Linked DNA regions of Homo sapiens: region 1 is linked to region 2. Evidence: read pairs that join two places in POLR2A ChIA-PET (ENCODE). Cell type or tissue: MCF 10A. All regions are shown on one strand. Links, peaks and the distances in the headings refer to the core of each region. The heading gives the core; the rest is flanking DNA.

Evidence for each region. ChIA-PET counts read pairs that join two places held together with the same protein. Peaks named below come from ENCODE experiments on the same cell type or tissue, not always from the same donor. Only the 100,000 strongest peaks of a DNase experiment are listed, where the experiment ranks them.
Region 1: POLR2A ChIA-PET joins it to region 2 with 5 read pairs; 5 of 35 experiments call an interaction of 5 or more read pairs at or near these places.

Annotation. Positions count from the first base shown.
Region 1 is chr1:225,450,708-225,459,683 of GRCh38, reverse strand. The region is part of intron 2 of LINC02765 (long intergenic non-protein coding RNA 2765); the gene reads left to right. Among named protein-coding and RNA genes, the nearest start is that of LINC02765, 13 kb to the left of the region's middle. RefSeq lists a silencer at 143-437 and an enhancer at 3,311-3,811. In MCF 10A, for the core only: no CTCF peak of the experiment used is centred there; DNase peaks (open chromatin) are centred at 4,733 and 5,423.
Region 2 is chr1:225,644,413-225,653,388 of GRCh38, reverse strand. ENAH (ENAH actin regulator) reads left to right here and starts at 266. Exons shown (of 14, transcript NM_018212.6): 1 at 266-703. The coding sequence starts at 699. RefSeq lists a silencer at 287-416. In MCF 10A, for the core only: no CTCF peak of the experiment used is centred there; a DNase peak (open chromatin) is centred at 1,658.

The DNA.
Region 1 (8,976 bases), core at 2,736-7,735, 190 kb after region 2:
ACCACCTCCTGTGTGATCCTAGCAAGTTCCTGAGCCTCTCTGTGCCTTAGTTTCCCAGATAGCATCAGCGCTCCTCTTATAGACTTCTAGTGAGGAAACAATGAGATATTCCATTAGAAGTGGCCATACAGATAGCGCTCAGTAAAAATGAGCTGTTATTAATCCCCTTCCCCCAACACACACACACACACACACACACACACACACACACTCACTCACTCAGCCAGTGACTCAGTCTTGTGGGCTCCACCTCATCTCCAGATCCAGGTCCCATTCACTGCCACAGTGGTGGCTCCGACCTTCCCCATTCCCACCCTCAGCAGCTGCAGTCACCTCCTTATTGGTCTTTCTTCCTGCATGGTCTCCCTACTCCCATCTTGGTGAATAATTCCTTTTTAACAACAACAACAAAAACCTTTTTGAGATATAATTCACATATCATACAAGTCGATCATTTAAAATGTAGAATTCAATGGCTTTTAGCACATTCATTGGGTTATGTGACCACCTCCACAACCGATTATTTTTCTTTTTTTTTTTTTTTTTTGAGACAGAGTCTTGCTCTGTTGCCCAGCCTGGGGTGCAGTGGCGCGATCTCGGCTCACTGCACGCTCCGCCTCCCAGGTTCATGCCATTCTCCTGCCTCAGCCTCCGGAGTAGCTGGGACTACAGGCACCCACCACCATGCCCAGCTAATTTTTGTATTTTTAGTAGAGATGGGGTTTCACCATGTTGGTCAGGATGGTCTCAATCTCTTGACCTTGTGATCCGCCCACCTCGACCTCCCAAAGTGCTGGGATTACAGGTGTGAGCCACCATGCCCAGCCTTACAACTGATTTTGTAGCAAATTTTCATCACTCCAAAAAGAAACCCTGTGTGCATTACCACTCACTCCTCATTCCTGCCTCCTGACCCTCTCCCACCCCTAGGCAGCCACTAATCTACTGTCTGCCTCTATAGATTTGCCTATTCTGGACGTTTCATATTAAGGGAACCCTATACTATGCGGTCTTTTGTGGCTAGCTTCTTTTACTTAGCATATTTCAAGGCTCATCCTTGTAACAAGTAGCATTCCTTCTTACGGTCAGATAACATTCCATTGTGTGGATATACTAGGCCACATTTTGTGTATCCATTCACCAGCTGCTCAACTGAATAATACATGGGTTGTTTTCATTTCTTGACTATTACACAGTCCATACAAAATGCTGCTATGAAATTCCTATACAGGTTTCTGTGTGGACATATGTTTTTGTTGCTCTATATACCTAGCAGTCATATTAGTCATATGGTAACTCTATGTCACTTTTGGAGGAACTGGCAAGCTGTTTTCCAAAGTGGCTGTGCTATTTCACAATCTTCCCTGTAAAGTGTGAGGGTTGCACTTTCTCCACGTCCTCACCCACACTCATTACTATCTGTCTTTTTTACTGTGGCCATCCTAATGCCTGTGAAGTGGTATCTCATGGTTTTGATTTGCATTTGCCTGATGGCTAACGGTGTTCAGCAGCTTTTCATGTACTCATTGACCATTTGTGTATCTTCCTTAAGAAACGTCTATTCAGATCCCTTGCCCGTTTTAAATTAGAATATTTATTTATTTTTATTATTATTATTTTTGAGACGGAGTCTCGCTTTGTTGCCCAGGCTGGAGTACAGTGGCGCAACCTAGGCTCACTGCAAGCTCCGCCTCCTGGGTTCACGCCGTTCTCCTGCCTCAGCCTCCCGAATAGCTGGGACTACAGGCGCCCGCCACCACGCCTGGCTAATTTTTTGTATTTTTAGTAGAGACGGGGTTTCACTGTGTTAGCCAGGATGGTCTCGATCTCCTGACCTCGTGATCCGCCCGCCTCTGCCTCCCAAAGTGCTGGGATTACAGGCGTGAGCCACCACGCCCAGCCAGAATATTTATATTTTTATTATTGGTTTGTGAGAGTTCTTCATATATGCTAGAGACAAGTCTCTTAGGCGTATGATTTACAAAACTTTTCTCCATTCTGTGGGTTGTTTTTTCACTGGCTTAATAGTGTCTTTTAAAACACCAAAGTTTTTAATTTGAACGAAGCCCAATTTATCCATGTTTTTCCTTTGGTTGCTTGTACTTTTGGTGTCATGTTTTAAAAACCATTGCCTACCTTGATGTCAAAATTTACGTCTATAATGTTGAGAAAAGAGAACTCTTAGATGCTATTGGTGGGGAAATAAATTAGTTTAGCCATTGTGGAAAACAGTATGGGAGTTTCTTAACAACTAAAAATAGAATTACCGTACAATCCAGCAATCCCACCACTGGGTATTTATTCAAAGAAAAGGAAATCAATATATTAAAGGAATACCTGCACCACCCTTGTCTATTCACAATAGCCAAGATACGGAATCAAGCTGAAAGTCCATCAACAGATGAATGAATTAAAAACTGTGGTATATATATACACAATGGAGTATTAGCCATAAAAAGAATAAAATTCTGTTATTTGCAGCAACATGGAGGGACCTAGAGATCATTGTGTTAGTGAAATAAACCAGACACAGAACTACAAATGTCCTCTCAGTCATATGTGGGAGCTAAAGAAGTTGATCTCATGTCTCGTGCAGGTAGAGAGTAGAATGATAGTTACCAGAGGCTGAGAAACGGGTGGGATGAAGAGAGGTTGAGCTGCTGGGTACAAACATACAGTTAGACAGAAGGAATACGTTCTAGTGTTCGATAGCACAGCAGGGTGACTATAGTTAATAATTTATTATACATTTCAAAATAGACAGGGATATGTGAAAAGTTCCCAACACAAAGAATCGATGAACCTTTGAGGTGATGGATATTCCAGTTACTCTGATTTGATCATTACACATTGTAGGCATGTGTCAAAATATCACATGTACCCCATAAATATGTACAATTATTATGTATCAGTAAAAAAAGCATGACTATATTTTCTGCAAAGAAGTTGTATTAGTCGGAGTTCTCTACAGGGACAGAACTAATAGGAGATATATATATATATATCTATATCTATAGGAGCTTATTAAGCATTAACTCACATGATCATAAGGTCCCACAATAGGCCATCTGCAAGCTGAGGAGCAAGGAGAGCTGGTCCAAGTCCCAAAACTGAAGAACTTGGAGTCCAATGTTCGAGGGCAGGAAGCATCCAGCATGGGAGAAAGATGTAGGCTGGGAGGCTAGGCCTGTCTAGTCTTTTCACGTTTTTCTGCCCGCTTTGTATCCTAGCCACACTGGCAGCTGACTAGATGGTGCGCACTCAGATTGAGGGTGGGTCTGCCTTTCCCAGCCCACTGACTCAAATGTTAATCTCCTTTGGCAGCACCCTCACAGACACACCCAGGATCAATACTTTGCATCCTTTAATCCAATCAAGTTGACACTCAATATTAACCATCACAGAAGTGTATAATTTTACTTCTTATATTTAAGTCTTTGATCCATTTTAAGTTAATTTTTGTGTATGAGGTGAGGCAGTGTTCTAACTTCATTCTTTTATGCGTGGATGTCTAAGTTGTCCCAGCCCCATTTATTGAAAATTGTCTTGGCATCCTTGTCAAGAATTAATTGGCTGTAAATGTGAGAATGTGCTTCTGAACTCTCAATTCCATTCCATTTATCTATATATCTCTATTCTTTTTTTTTTTTTTTTGAGACGGAGTCTTGCTGTTGCCCAGGTTGGAGTGCAGTGGCGCGATCTCGGCTCACTGCAGGCTCCGCCCCCCGGGGTTCACGCCATTCTCCTGCCTCAGCCTCCGGAGTAGCTGGGACTACAGGCACCCGCTACTTCGCCTGGCTAATTTTTTGTATTTTTAGTAGAGACCGGGTTTCATCGTGTTAGCCACGATGGTCGCGATCTGCTGACCTCGTGATCCACCCGCCTCGGCCTCCCAAAGTGCTGGGATTACAGGCGTGAGCCACCACGCCCGGCCTATATCTCTATTCTAATGCTAGGATCACACAGTCTTGATTACTGCAGCTTTGCAGTAAGGTTTGAAATCAGAAAGTGTGAGTCCTCCAACTTCGTTCTTTTTCAGGATTGTTCTGGCTATCCTGCGTCCCTTGAACATCTACATGAATGGGCAATTCCTTTTAAGATGCTTTATTTATTTTTTTTTTTTTTGGATAGAGTCTTGCTCTGTCACCTAGGCTGGAGTGCACTGGTGTGACCATGGCTCACTGCAGCCTCAACCTTCCAGGCTCAAGTGATCCTCCCACCTCAGCCTTCTGAGTAGCTAGGACTATAGATGTACTAATTTTTATTTTTCTATTTTTTCGTACATATGAGGTCTCACTATGTTACCTAGGCTGGTCTTGAACTCCTGGGCTTAAGCCATTCTCCCATCTCAGCCTCCCAAATTGCTGGGATTACAGGTGTGAGCCACTGCTCCTGACCCTTTTAACATACTTTAACTCCTCCTCCCTTTCCCTGTCATCATCCATCTACAAATGGATTGATTAGCTTTAATGGGGAAACACACGTCTCCCCTTTCTTGTGTTTTAGAACAACACTCAAAATTAACAATCGTTCTGAGTGATTCTTTTGTTTAAAGAGCTCTTCTGATTCACTGTGGACTCTGGGGGCAATTGTCACCCTGGTTCTGGTTTTCTGAGACTAGACATAAGGGGTGGGTGGCGTGGGAGAGGTGACAGGAGCAGCCAGCCTGTGTTGAACAACAGTTCTGGCGTTTCTCTGACTTCTCTATCACCCTGGTCGAATGGGTGGCTGAGTCACCAGTGTGTGAATCACAAGTGGAGAAATGTCAGGCAGTTGACAGACTGGTCTTTGAAGGCAGTGGAGCCTGAACGCAAGTGCCTTTCTGAATCTCTGCGGGCATTTATTAAATGCAGATTCCTGGAGCTCATGATTCAGGCATCCTGAGCTCCTAAGAGATGCTAAGTCCTCTCTCTGTAGAGTTTTCACTCTAGTGGAGAAAAGGCCAGTAATAAACAAGCAAACATCAGATACCAATGTTAATTGCAGAAAACAACGATAATGTCCAGAGAGTACCAGGAGGTCTACTTCAGATCAGGTGCCGAGGGAAGATCTCTTAGGAGATGACATTTCAGCTCAGATCTGAATGACCAGAGTGAGCCTCCACTGAGAAGGCTTTTGTGGCTATGAGAGTGCCCTGCCCAGCCAACCTCAGGATGGCTGCTAAGGGTATCTGTGCTAAGCTGACTTGAGCCACATTCTCTTCCAGGAATGACCATCTTTATGTTTTAGCTGTGTTCTTGTCACATTCTCTCCCGTTTGTGGATATTTTTGTGATGCAACCTTGTTTGCTTATTACTCACTAGTGGAGAGAGGTGAGGAGTTGTTCACTTTTTGTTTGATCTCTGTTTTCTCCCACGAGGACACACATTCCCGGAGGGCAGGGGTGCTCTGTCTTGTTGCATCTGTGTTCTCATACCCAGCACAGGTTCTCAGTAAATATATGTTGAATCAACTAATGATGCAGCATCAACTGCTACCAAATTTAGCTACTGATCCTGGCACCTGTTATAACAAATAAACACGACTGTGTGTGATGGAGCATTGCCAACTTCTGATGGGTGTTCTGTTTAATCCAAATGTTAGACTGTGAGGCACATTTTCAAGAGTGCAGGTTTTAGTAACTGCTCTTCCTGTAGAGTGCTGTGTTCTTTTGTGCATAATATGTAATAGTTAGTGAGCATTAACATTTGTTGTGAGATTTGCTACATGTCAGAAGCCATGCCCAGTGCTTAATGCATTATTCCTATTTACCTCTAACAAGTCATATTCATGAAGGTGCTATCATTATTCTCATTTTATGGATGAAGACACTGTGGCAGCTAGAAGCACTCACTTGCCCAAAGTTGCACTGCTGCCAGATGAGAATCTGGGATTCTCAATCCAGGAAATATGTCTCTGATATGGTTTGGCTGTGTCCCCACCCAAATCTCACCTTGAATTGTAATAATCCCCTCCTGTCAAGGGCAGGGCCAGGTGGAGATAATTGAATCATAGGGGCAATTTCCCCCATACTGTTCTCATGGTAGTGAACAAGGCTCATGAGATCTGATGGTTTTATAAATGGGAGTTCCCCTACACAAGATCTCTCTTGCCTGCCACCATGTAAGACGTGACTTTGCTCCTCATTCACCTTCCGCCATGATTGTGAGGCCTCCCCAGCCATGTGGAACTGTGAGTCAATTAAACCTCTTTCCTTTATAAATTATCCAGTCTCAGGTATGTCTTTGTTAGCAGCATGAGAACAGATTAATACAGTCTCCAAAACTGATGCTCTTGATCATGATGCTATGCCCCTTCCTCCAAATGAATATCTAGAAGTGTCCAGCCCAGTGGATTATTCTGCAGATAAGATGCACCCAAACACATATTTTCCTAAGCACCTGAAATGAGTTTTTTTCATTTTTATTGTGGTAAATATACACAAAATTTATTACTTTAACAATTTTTAAGTGTACAGTTCAGCGGCATTAAGTACATTCACACTGTTGTGTAACCATCACCACCATCCCTCTCCAGAATGTTTTCTTTTTCTCTTTCTTTTTTTTTTTTTTGAGATGGAGTCTTATTCTGTCACCCAGGCTGGAGTGAGTGGCGTGATCTCCACTCACTACAAGCTCCACCTCCTGGGTTCAAGCGATTCTCCTGCCTCAGCCTCCCGAGTAGCTGGGACTACAGGCGCCCGCCGCCATGCCCGGCTATTTTTTTGTATTTTTAGTAGAGATGGGGTTTCACTGTGTTAGCCAGGATGGTCTCCATCTTCTGACCTCATGATCTGCCCGCCTCGGCCTCCCAAAGTGCTGGGATTACAGGCGTGAGCCACCGCGTCCAGCTCCAGAACGTTTTCATCTTCACAAACAGAAACTCTGTATCTGTTAAATAGTAACGCCCCATTCCCTTCCCCCAAGCCCTGGTAACTCCCATTTTACTTTCTGTCTTGATGATTTTGACCAGTCTAGGAACCTCGTTTAAGTGGAATTCTACAGTATTTGTCTTTTGTGTCTGGTTTCTTTTACTTAATTATGCTCTCAAAGTTTGTGCATGTTGTGGCAGGTGGGGGCATGGTCTTCCTTTAATGGCTGAGTGATATTCCATTGTATGTAAATACAACGTTTTGTTCATCCATTCACCCACTGAGGGACACATGGGTGGCTTCCCCCTTTTGGCTATTGTGAATAATTCTGCTATGAACATGGGTGTAAGAAGCATGTTCTATGTATTAATTAAGGAAATCAAGGCCTCACCCAGAATGTGTCCTGGGGCTGGAAGGGCAGTTGGGGTCCTGAGGGTGACCTGTCTGCCCGTGGCCCCCGAGCTGGTCGGGAGAAGGCGCCATAATTTTCATGTCCTGTGCCCTCCTCACCCACCACAGCCCTTAGCCATATCTACACCACTGCCTTTCCCACCAGACGGTGAGGCCCCAGGACAGAGACTGGGGTTTTTTGTTGCTGCTTCACCGCCCCCGCTGCTGGCCCCTGCAAGCGCCAATTCTTGTGGTGCACGAGTTCCCCAGGAGAGGGGCCTCTGCACTACTGCCGAACGGAGCCCAGCACAGGTAAATAGTGCCAAGATTTGGGGAGAGCACCCTGAAGCGGGGTGGGCGCGGGCGTGGGCAGCGGGCAGATACTTGCAGCCCGCTTGGCACTGGGAAGCACCCACTCCCAGGCTGCTTTAGGGGGCGCTGCTGCTCTTGGACCCCAGAATGGCTGGACCGAGTGTCCCTAACCCAGCTGGGTGCCACTCTCAGAAGGCGCTATGGCGCTGACACGCAGGAATCCAGGCAGGCTCCCGCGCTGCCCCCGTAGCCTGACCCTGTTTCCTTTCCCAGTGTCTTTTTTTGTCTTCTTTCCAAACCATCTCTGACAAGTGGGGACAAAGTGAAGGGCAGTCTGAAGTTTTCTGAAGGCCTGGTTCTTAGAAACTTTTATTTTTTTAATTTAAATAAAGATTCCAGGAGATACTGTTCTGTCCTAACAAAGGAGTCTCGCAAGGTGTGTCTCTAAAAGGCCACCACGTCAATGACTCAGCCCTCCATAGCAGGGAGCTGAACCACAGGGGCCTGCAGATGGCTACCATTGCCCACAGGGAGATGCTTCTTTACCCACATTAGCTGTTCAGAGGGTATCTTACCAAACCACAACTGCCTCTGTCCGTGTGAAGGAAGGACAGCAAGCTGCCCAGGGCCACTCTGTGGCATAGCCTATGGAGTCAACTCAGCTCTCAGCCAATCCATGAGCACTTAGCGAGCACCTGCTAGGCCCCACAAGCATTGCTCTAGGACTGGGAATGCAGCTGCGAACAAAACAGACACAAACCCCTGTCCCGCAGGAGCTATTCTTCTAGCCCAGACAGACTGATGGGTGTACAAGGAGTGACATATGTGTGTGGTGGAAAGTGCTCTGCAGGGAAGGAAAGGGACTGGGTCAGGTAATGGGTTGCAGTTTTCAGCAGAGTGGTGAGGAAAGGCCTCACTGCAAAGGCAAGACCTGAAGAAGAGAGGGAGAGAGCCTCAGGAGTGTTGGGGAAGTGTTCCAGTCATGAGGGCAGCATGTGCAAAGGCCCTGAGGTGGAATCCAACAGCACGGAGGCCACTGTGGCTAGAGCTGAGTGAGCAGAAGGAAGAGGGTCAGAGGAGGAGGCCAGTGAAGGGGAGGAGGATTCTGAAGGGCTGTGTGCACCTTGGTAAAAGATGGTGATATGGTTTGGCTGTGTCCTCGAGCTGCTGCGGCCTGACAATGAAACCAAGCTTCCAGCAGAAGTGGAGGCAAGGGCTAGGAGACTGTGGCTCCAGTGATATCATATGAGTCCCTTGGTCAAGTTGAGCCGGAAGCACCAGATCTGTCCCTAGACTTTTTGGTTATGTGCCAGGAAAACAATTTCCTTTTTTCCCTTTTCTCTTTGCAGTTTACTTATTGTTATATACATTGCAGTTCAGAGAGTGCCCCTGCTCACAACTGTGTAAGCAGAGTGAGGGTTTAC
Region 2 (8,976 bases), core at 1,485-6,484:
GTGCAGGGGGCGGGGTAGGGAGGCAACAAAGAGCCTCTCTCCGCCGCCGCCGCCGTCGCGCTCGCTCTCTCCCAGCCTCGCTCTCCGCAGTCCGGCGGGGGCCCGGCCGCCGGCGCGGGGGAGTGCGCCCGGCCCCCCGCCTCCCCTTTCCTCCCCTCCCCCCGCACCGCCCCCTCGCCCCCGGGGGAAGGAGGGGAGGAGGGCGGCGCCTGCGTGTTCCTCCGCCGCGCGCCCCGCCTCCTCCCGGGTTCCTCGCGGCGATCCCGACTCTCCTCCCGCGGCTGCAGCAGCTGCCGGTTGCACACGGCCTCGGCGGCGGCGCGGCGAGCGCGGGCCTGTGGAGCGGCGGCCGGGCGCGCGGCCCCGGCGGGCACCCCTCAGAGGGCGGCCGAGGAAGCTCCGGGAGGAGGAGCAGGACCACGAGGAGGTGGGAGGCGGCGGCCGCCTGGGGACCAGCTCCGCGCCTCGGCCTCTCCGCCCCCTCCCCAGCCTTTCTCTCGCCCTCTTCTCCCACACTCCCGGCCGGCGCCTCGGCTTTGTGCGAGGAGATGGTGTAGCCCCCTGGCCGCCGAAGGAGGAGCCGGACACTTGTCTCCCGTCTCCGAGCTGCTCCCCACCCCTGGAGGAGAGACCCCCCCCTCGGCTCGGCGCCTTCTGCGTCTCCCGGCTGGTGGGGAAGCCTCTGCGCCGCCGGCACCATGAGGTGAGGGGCGCGCGGGGCGGGGGCCGGGCGGGCCATTGTGCCGCGGGAGCCGCGACCCCCGTTCTCCTCGGACCCCGCCTTCCCTCTCCCGGCCCGGCGCGTCTCCCCTGGTCTCCGGTCTGTTCCTCCCCCCTCCGCCTTTTGTCCCTTCCAATTTCTCTTTCTTTCTTGGAAACCTCCCCAACCCGTGTGGTTTGGGGGTCTCGCTTCATCGTTCTCTCATTTTTCCTCAAATGCTCTTCTTTCACCCAGGATTTCCCTTCCTAAATTTAATTTGCGCCTGGCTCCCTCCCCCAAGCCTTTGCAAGCGAAACCCGGGAGATGGGGAGGGGTTCGAGAATCGAAGCGTGCGTGTTGCTGGGAAACAGGTATTTTTTCGTATATATGTAAAAATTTCATGCACTTTTGCCTCCGAACTCTCGTGTTTAATTAAAAAAGGAAGAAAAGTTTGAAAGGTCTGAAATCTCTGCGGGTAATAAAGTGCCTCTGGTAGGGGTAGGTGAAGGAGCTGTGAAAGGTGAAATTTCACGATGGTGGGGGAAGGGAAAGAATTGATTAGGTTCACGTGGTGGGGGCAGTAAAAGACTGGGATAAGTAAGTTGGTAGGGGTGTGTAAGCGGGGGCGGGGAAGGGATCTGTTTGGAAAAGCCTTTTCTCCCCTTTCTCTGTAGCAGCCTGTGTTGCATTGCAGCAGCTGCTTTTTCCCTTTGCTCTGTACTCAATAAAACAGGAGCTAAATTATTTTTGCGGCCCCGAAGAATTGAATGTACTGTCGTAAAATATTTTTTTAATTGATACGATGAAACATATGGTATGATATTTTTCTTTATTGTTTCTCAAATTGTGTAGGAGAATAAACCGTGATGTGGTGTGTCATTCATTGGAGATTTTTTTTCCAGCCTTTCCTAAACCTGTTCTGTGTCCATAACCTTCTCTTTTCGGATTGGTGCAAGACTTCGTGTGAAATGGGACTTGGTAGACTGAAGGCTGATCCATTCTGCGTTATCATCCTTAAAGGCCTTCCTTTTGGGTTAAACAATTGTGGATAAAGTAAATTACTCCATTTCTCTCTCCTGGAAGAGATAGTCTTACAGTTCATTTGGATTTGAATCTCCTTTGTGTTAAAGATTAATGGCCAACCGTTGCTAAGACCTTTATAATGTAATACAATGAGATTTGAATGATATAATCTACAAATTCCTTCGCTTTGGCAAGAAAATGTCATGTCATTGGAATTCTTTCTCAATTTCGGTAGTTTCCATTTTAAACTTTGCTTTTCATTTTTTTTTTCTATCAAGGTTAAACGTGTTTCCATTTTGCTTTTATATATATATTGTGATATATCTTTGTTGAATTTTTACTTAGGCTTACTGTGAATTTGAATTTTTTTTTCTGATTCCAAGTTACCTGTATTTATGATGGCCTTAAAGAGTGAGTTTAATGTGGTGTCTCTAGGCGACTGACCCCTTTTCCCTTGATGATTTCACACAAGTTATTTTCAAATATAAGCGATGAGTTTAAATAGTAATTATAGCATACGAACCAAAAAACACAATCTTTGTAAAATATGGCTTGAAAACTTTGAGTCGTATGTTTGAGCATGACTTCTTTTTTTTTAAATCAAGTTACTGATGTCCTTAAACTCAGGAACTATAATATACATACTGTTATATCTTGTAATATTATATGTTGTTGGTTTCTGTTTTAGAGATCTAATGCCGTAGGGATCTTGCAGACCAGAAGTTATCAGTTGTTTCAAACTTTGGGTAAACTTATCTTAACATTGAGAAATATAAAACAGGGAAAGTTTTTTTTTTTTTTTTTTTTTTTTTTTTTTAAATGCAGTCTTGCTCTCTTGCCCAGGCTGGAGTGCAGTGGCGCGGTCTCGGCTCACTGCAACCTCCGCCTCCTGGGTTCAAGCGATTCTCCTGCCTCAGCCTCCCAAGTAGCTGGGATTACAGGCGGGTATCACCACGCCCGGCTAATTTTTTGTATTTTTAGTAGAGACGGGGTTTCACCATGTTAGCCAGGATGGTCTCCAACTCCGGACCTCGTGATCCACCAGCTTCGGCCTCCCAAAGTGCTGGGATTACAGGCGTGAGCCACGGTGCCTGGCCGAAAGTGGGTTATTTTTAAATAAAAACAGGAATAGTTGTCTAATTCAAAGATTGTGAACTAAAAAAAAGTTACCGTTTTGGGTATTCAGTGAAGTTTAATCACTGTCATGTATAGATGTCAGTCTGTCACAGGTAAATTATGTCTTCACTTGAAAATTCCTTTTCTAATAAAAAGTAACTTCTGTTTTTCAAGCTCTTTTCTTGCTCTGTTCCTTATGAAGTGTAGAGAGAGAGGAACCACGCTGATGTTTTCCAGTAACGTAAATATAGAACTTGGTACACAGGTCTGAAAAGTTTATTTAAGCAGTCTACAGTAATTCTTCGTAGGCTAATTTTGAATAAGAGCAGGAAAGAGGGTCAGCTTTTCACTTTGGAAGGTACTGGATTATTTGGCAGGTGGTTAGGTAGTACTTAGATTTGCTTAGATACCTGTAAAAGTGAGATTGGTATGGGATAAAACGTTCTTGTGCTGCTTGCAAAAGTCTTTGGAATATTCTTTGGGATATTTTGGTGCTTAGGAAGTGCTTTTCAGGTTATATTAATATATGCTTAGTCTTCATGCTTTCAAGTCCTGTGGGACGTTAATGTTAGTCTTTTAAGTTGAGTCCTTTTTGGTTATATTAAGAGGTAGTTCTGATGTTTCAAAGGCCATCCAGAAATAGGAATGCCTGAACAGGAATTTCCAATTAAGTCGGTCAGAATCCTGAACAGAGGATATGATGAATATATTACGGTATAACTATTAGTGGTATCTGTCAGATGACTTTAATTTTAGGAATAGCATGATCACTGTGTATAATCTTATACAGAAGAGAACTGAATAATAGTTTATGTTCCTGAAACGGTCATAGGCATTTGAGTAAAATGCAGTATATAGATTTACTTGTTAATATTTTGCTTAAAGATGAATATTTAAAAAATGAAAAAGCATATTACTTATACAGGACAGTGGAAAGGTTGAGACCAAAAAGCTGGTACTTTTAGTGTCCTGTCTGTTTAGTTCTATTCTTATTTTTCATTTATGCAATGTTTCAAAAGTGTAAGATGCTTTGTGATTAAAGTGTGCGTGTATGTATGTGAATGCGTTTGTATGCATGTACATACAGTGTGTGCCTTTTAAGTGCATTTTTAAAATTAGTTGGTTTGTTACTTAAGATTTTTTTTTTTTTTTAACTGAAAGAGGAGCTTGTCTGATCTAAAATAGTTGCATGTAGCCTGGTGGCTAAGGAGAGCTCAGAAGATTTTGTATTTACATTCTTGGATCCGTATTAAAATAGTCCAGGCTTCCACTAGCTACTCTGACTTTCTCATATAAAAAGGTATAGTAGGGTTATGAGGATTTGTCCAAGCCATTTACTAGCTGGGTGACCTTGAAGTAATCACATTATTTCACTGATGCCTTTTTAAAAAATATGTAAAAATAGAGATAATTCTTAACTGAGTAGTGAGGATCAAATGATAATAGAAGGTACTTTATACACTGGTAAGCCTTAAATTTATGTTACTCCTCCTGTTTCCAGGCCTATTTCTATGTTAGACTATTTGGGTAAAACTTCTGGGCAGTGGGCTCCACCTTGCGACCTTATTTAGCTCAAGGATGTCAAAAAGACCACATTTTTATTATTTTATAGGTGAGGAAGCTGTTCCCTTCTTCTGTGTTTCCTTCCTTAGGGTCTTTGAAGTATCTTTATTTGTGGTAATCATAAATTTTATATACATTTCAGAGTGTGGTACAATCAAGGGTCAGAAGATCCAGGTTTTATATGCTGACCTGTTAATTGAGTAAACTGGTAAAAAAAAAAAAAAAAAAGGAGATAATCTTATATTTCACAGGATTGTTTTGTGAAGTGTCAAGTGAGATATCCATGAAAGGATACAAATAGTAGTCTCTTTGTTCCCATGGGTCTTCATTTATACTCGTAGCTGTTGGATGTGTGACTTTCCCACAGAGGTTTATTTTAGGAGCAAGAGCCAAATCTTCATTTTTTGAATGTCAGTATTGTAGGAATTTACTAAGTGAATAAATCTTGAAGAAGAGTGTGGATTAATAGAGAAAATTCACTAAAGTTTATTCAGTATTCAAGGTGTTGGATACCTTGTTGGCCCAGTTGGATTAAGCAAAATAACTATGGAGGCACCATTTGGCTGGTATAGAAGAAATTACATACTGAATAGGTTTTGGTGATTTATCTTACAGAAGGCTTAAAACAGGTGATTGTATAACTTGTAAAATATCTAGTCTGTATCATGAGTGTAAGAAAGATTTGAAAAAATGTGATTTCAATTTTTATATGGTTGTAGGGGAGTAAAAGGGTATTTAAACCCTACTTGTGCCAACTTAAAGTTGTCTTTTCCTCTTTTTTCTCCTCCTTGTTTGAAATTGATGAATGGAATTAAGTGGAAGTAAAAGTTAGAGAATATGAGCTGAGGCTGTACTTCAGTGGATGCTTCTTCAGATAAGGGTTTACGAAATTTTCCTGACTAGAAACAAGAAGGGGACTCCTTGTCAGACCTGGGATATAGTCCTTGACTTGCCCCTAACATGCTCCCCCAACCCCCTTGTCCCCCACTATTCCTGTGTGTTCCAGTGCACTTTACATGTTTTTTTGCTATTGAATTTATTCTGTCTTATAATTATGTGGTTCTTTTTGTCCCTCTTCATTGTAAGTTCCTTGAAGAGGATTTTTATATTCATGGTACTAGCAAAATACTAGCATTTTTATATTCATGGTACTAGCAAAATACTTGGCAAATAGTGGGTGGCCTGTGTAAGTGTTTGACTTTGACTGCGTTGCTCTTTTATAGAATCTGTTCACTAGCAACCCCATTTTTGGAATACCTGTAGTGTTCTAGAAGCTCTACTGGATATTGTAGGGTGTAGTGTAGTATTTGGTGGATACTAAATGTTAATAACATAATTTAATTAAGCAAGCAAAAACTCACATCCTGACTCCAGGAATAGGTGTAGAATTTGGTTTTCTTTTGTTCTTTTTTAAATTTTAATTTAATTTTTATTTTGTAGAGATGTGGTCTTGCTATGTGGACCAGGCAGGTTTTGAACTCACCTGGCCAGAATTTATTTCTTATTCTAACACAGAGCTTGGAAGTGGCTACAAGTGTCAGGATTGTCTAAATTCTAAGCCCTTTGGAGGATACCATGTTTACTTGACTTTATGATTAAATTCTGAATTACTGAAAGGGCCATCAATCTGTTTTTAAGTCTCTTTGACCAAAGAACTTGTAAATATTTTCAAGTAACAAGCATATGCATCTCTATTGGTTTAATTTATTTTTACCCCATTTAGTGCTTGCTTTGTTTTGATTCTTTTTTTGTTTTTGTTTTTTGAGATGGAGTCTCACTCTTGCCCAGGCTGGAGTGCAGTGGCATGATCTCCACTCACTGCAGCTTCCGCCTCCTGGGTTCAAGCAATTCTCTAGCCTCAGCCTCCCGAGTAGCTGAGACTACAGGCGCGTGCCACCACGCCCAGCTAATTTTTTGTATTTTTAGTAGAGATGGGGTTTCAACATGTTAGCCAGGATGGTCTTGATCTCCTGACCTCGTGATGCGCCCACCTCAGCCTCCCAAAGTGCTGGGATTATAGGCGTGAGTCACCGCCCCCAGCCCTGCTTTGTTTTGATTCTTATCAGTGCTTCAAATACCAATCACTGGGTAGTGTATGATACTCTTGAAGTATTAGTGTGGGCTGCCATAACAAAATACCATAGACTGGGTGGCTTAAACAACAGAAAATTATTTTTTATTTTTATTTATTAATTTTTTTGAGACAGTCTCACTGTGTCGCCCAGGCTGGATTGCAGCGGCTCGATCTCAGGTTACTGCAAGCTCTGCCTCCCGGGTTCACACCATTCTCCTGCCTCAGCCTCCTGAGCAGGTGGGACCACAGGCGCCTGCCACCACGCCTGGCTAATTTTTTTGTATTTTTTAGTTGAGATGGGGTTTCACTGTGTTAGCCAGGATGGTCTTGATCTCCTGACCTCGTGGGATTACAGGTGGGAGCCACAGCGCCCGGCCTAGACATTTATTTTAAGGTTCTGGAGGCTGGAAGTCAGAGATCAGGTTGCCAGTATGGATGGGTTTTGGTGAGGGTTCTCTTCCTGGCTTGCAGAAGATATCCTTCTCTCTGTGTCCTCACATGGTAGGGTGGGTATGGGAATCCTGGGGTCGGGGAGATGAGGGGGGATTTCTCTCTCCTCCTCATTTCATAAGGCCATTAATCCTATTGAATTAGGGCCCTGTGCTTATAACTTAATTTAACATTAGTTACCTCCTAAAAGCCCTTTTTCCAAATAGAGTCACATTGAGGGTTAGGGTATTAACATATAAATTTTAGGGGAACACAGTTCAGTCTATAGCAGAAGATAACTACATTTTTTTTTTTTGTCAGTGCATACAACTTTGGAAGAAAATAATTTGTTTAATATTTAGGTGAACTTTAGATAAGTTTTGTTTTAAGTAACCAGAAGTTGTTTACTAAAGAAGATAAATTAGGGGGGTTGATTGATTTATACAAGATATCCGTTAAATTTTCTAGAAATCTCTTTACACTGGGAACCTTCTATTTTACAATGATTAAAGTAAGTTTTATTAACAGGCAACTTTTCCAAAGACTACTTTGGGTATGAGGCAATGTATGTATATCTAAGTGTAGAGATTGAATGGTGTAGGGTAAAGAGGACAGGCTTTGAAGTTAACTCTGGGTTTGACTCTAGTTTGACATTTACTAAATAATTTATTTTTGAGTGGGTTATAAACATTTTTTGGGATCGAATATACTTTGTGAATTATAGAGCTGTTGAGAAAATTAAATAAAATTCTGGCATAACACTTGGCACACAAAATGAGCTTGATAAGAGTAAATCCCCCACTTTTATGAAAGTCTGACATCTCTTAAGTTTATGTTAAGAATGTGAAAAACCATGTAAGATGGTGCAGCTGCTTTAGAAAACAGTTTGGCAGTTCCTCAAAAGTTAAACATAGAGTTATCGTATGACCCAGCAATTCCTTTCCTAGAAATGAAAACATTTGTCCACAGAAAAACTTGTACACAAATGTCTATAGTATCGTTATTCATAACAGCCAAAAAGCAGAAATAACCCAGGTGTGTCTGATTTCATGAATAGATCATCAAAATGTGGTATGTCCATACAACAGAATAATATTTGGCCATCAAAAGGAATGGAATTCTGATACATGCCACAGCGTAGATGGAAGCATTATGCTAAGTGAAATAAGCCAGACACAAAAGGCGATATATGCCATGATTCCATTTATATGAAATGCCCAGAATAGACAGATCTATATAATAACACCAGAAGATCTCATTTGCTTTTTACGTGAGTTGTTTCTGACATTTTTATTACTTTGGATTAATATTTTGAATTGACATCTTCGTGCTATTTAAAGAAGAGAGATTGAAGATAGAACCACTGGACATTTCTCTGTAGGGAAACAAGCACGTGGGAATGCTGAGGTGGAAACCTTGGTAGTGGTGGCTTTGAAAGGCCTGAACAAATTTTGGAGCTGTATCTTCGTGCTAAGGAGACAGCCAGCCATCTCTTTGGTAGGCCTGTTGTAAGTAAGGATGACTAAAGTCACCAGTAAAATGTGATGAAGCAAATCCATCAGAATCTTCAGAAAACTTAAATCTGGGTGGTGATTTTCTGGGGTTTGTTTACAGTAGTCTCAAATACCAAAAGTTTTGTCTTTGGGGAATGAGGTAATCATGATATTTTTAAATAAACTGAGCCCTTTTCCAGTGGTAAAGGCCTTATAGAACATCTGGTCTTGGTAAGAATACATCTGATGATGTGAAATCAAAATGACTACCTTTAACTGTGCCTTAGAGGTCCTCAGTCTTCTGTCCTTTTTGGTATCTGTTACATTTGCAACTTGGCAGCGGGGGAGCTTTATGAAGAACCAAGAACTTAAGTAAAATAAAATGAATAGCTCTTGAGGTCAAATCTCAAGGGAGTCCAAATTGCTCCTTTTACAGTTCAGTGAAGGGATCTTTTTATGCAGTCTTAATAATTATTATATACTGGTTATTTGAATATCTGCTTTGTTCTGCAGTCTTTCTCCTCCTCCCCCAAATTCTCATGTTAGACTGATATTGCAAGCAAAATTGTGACCGTTCA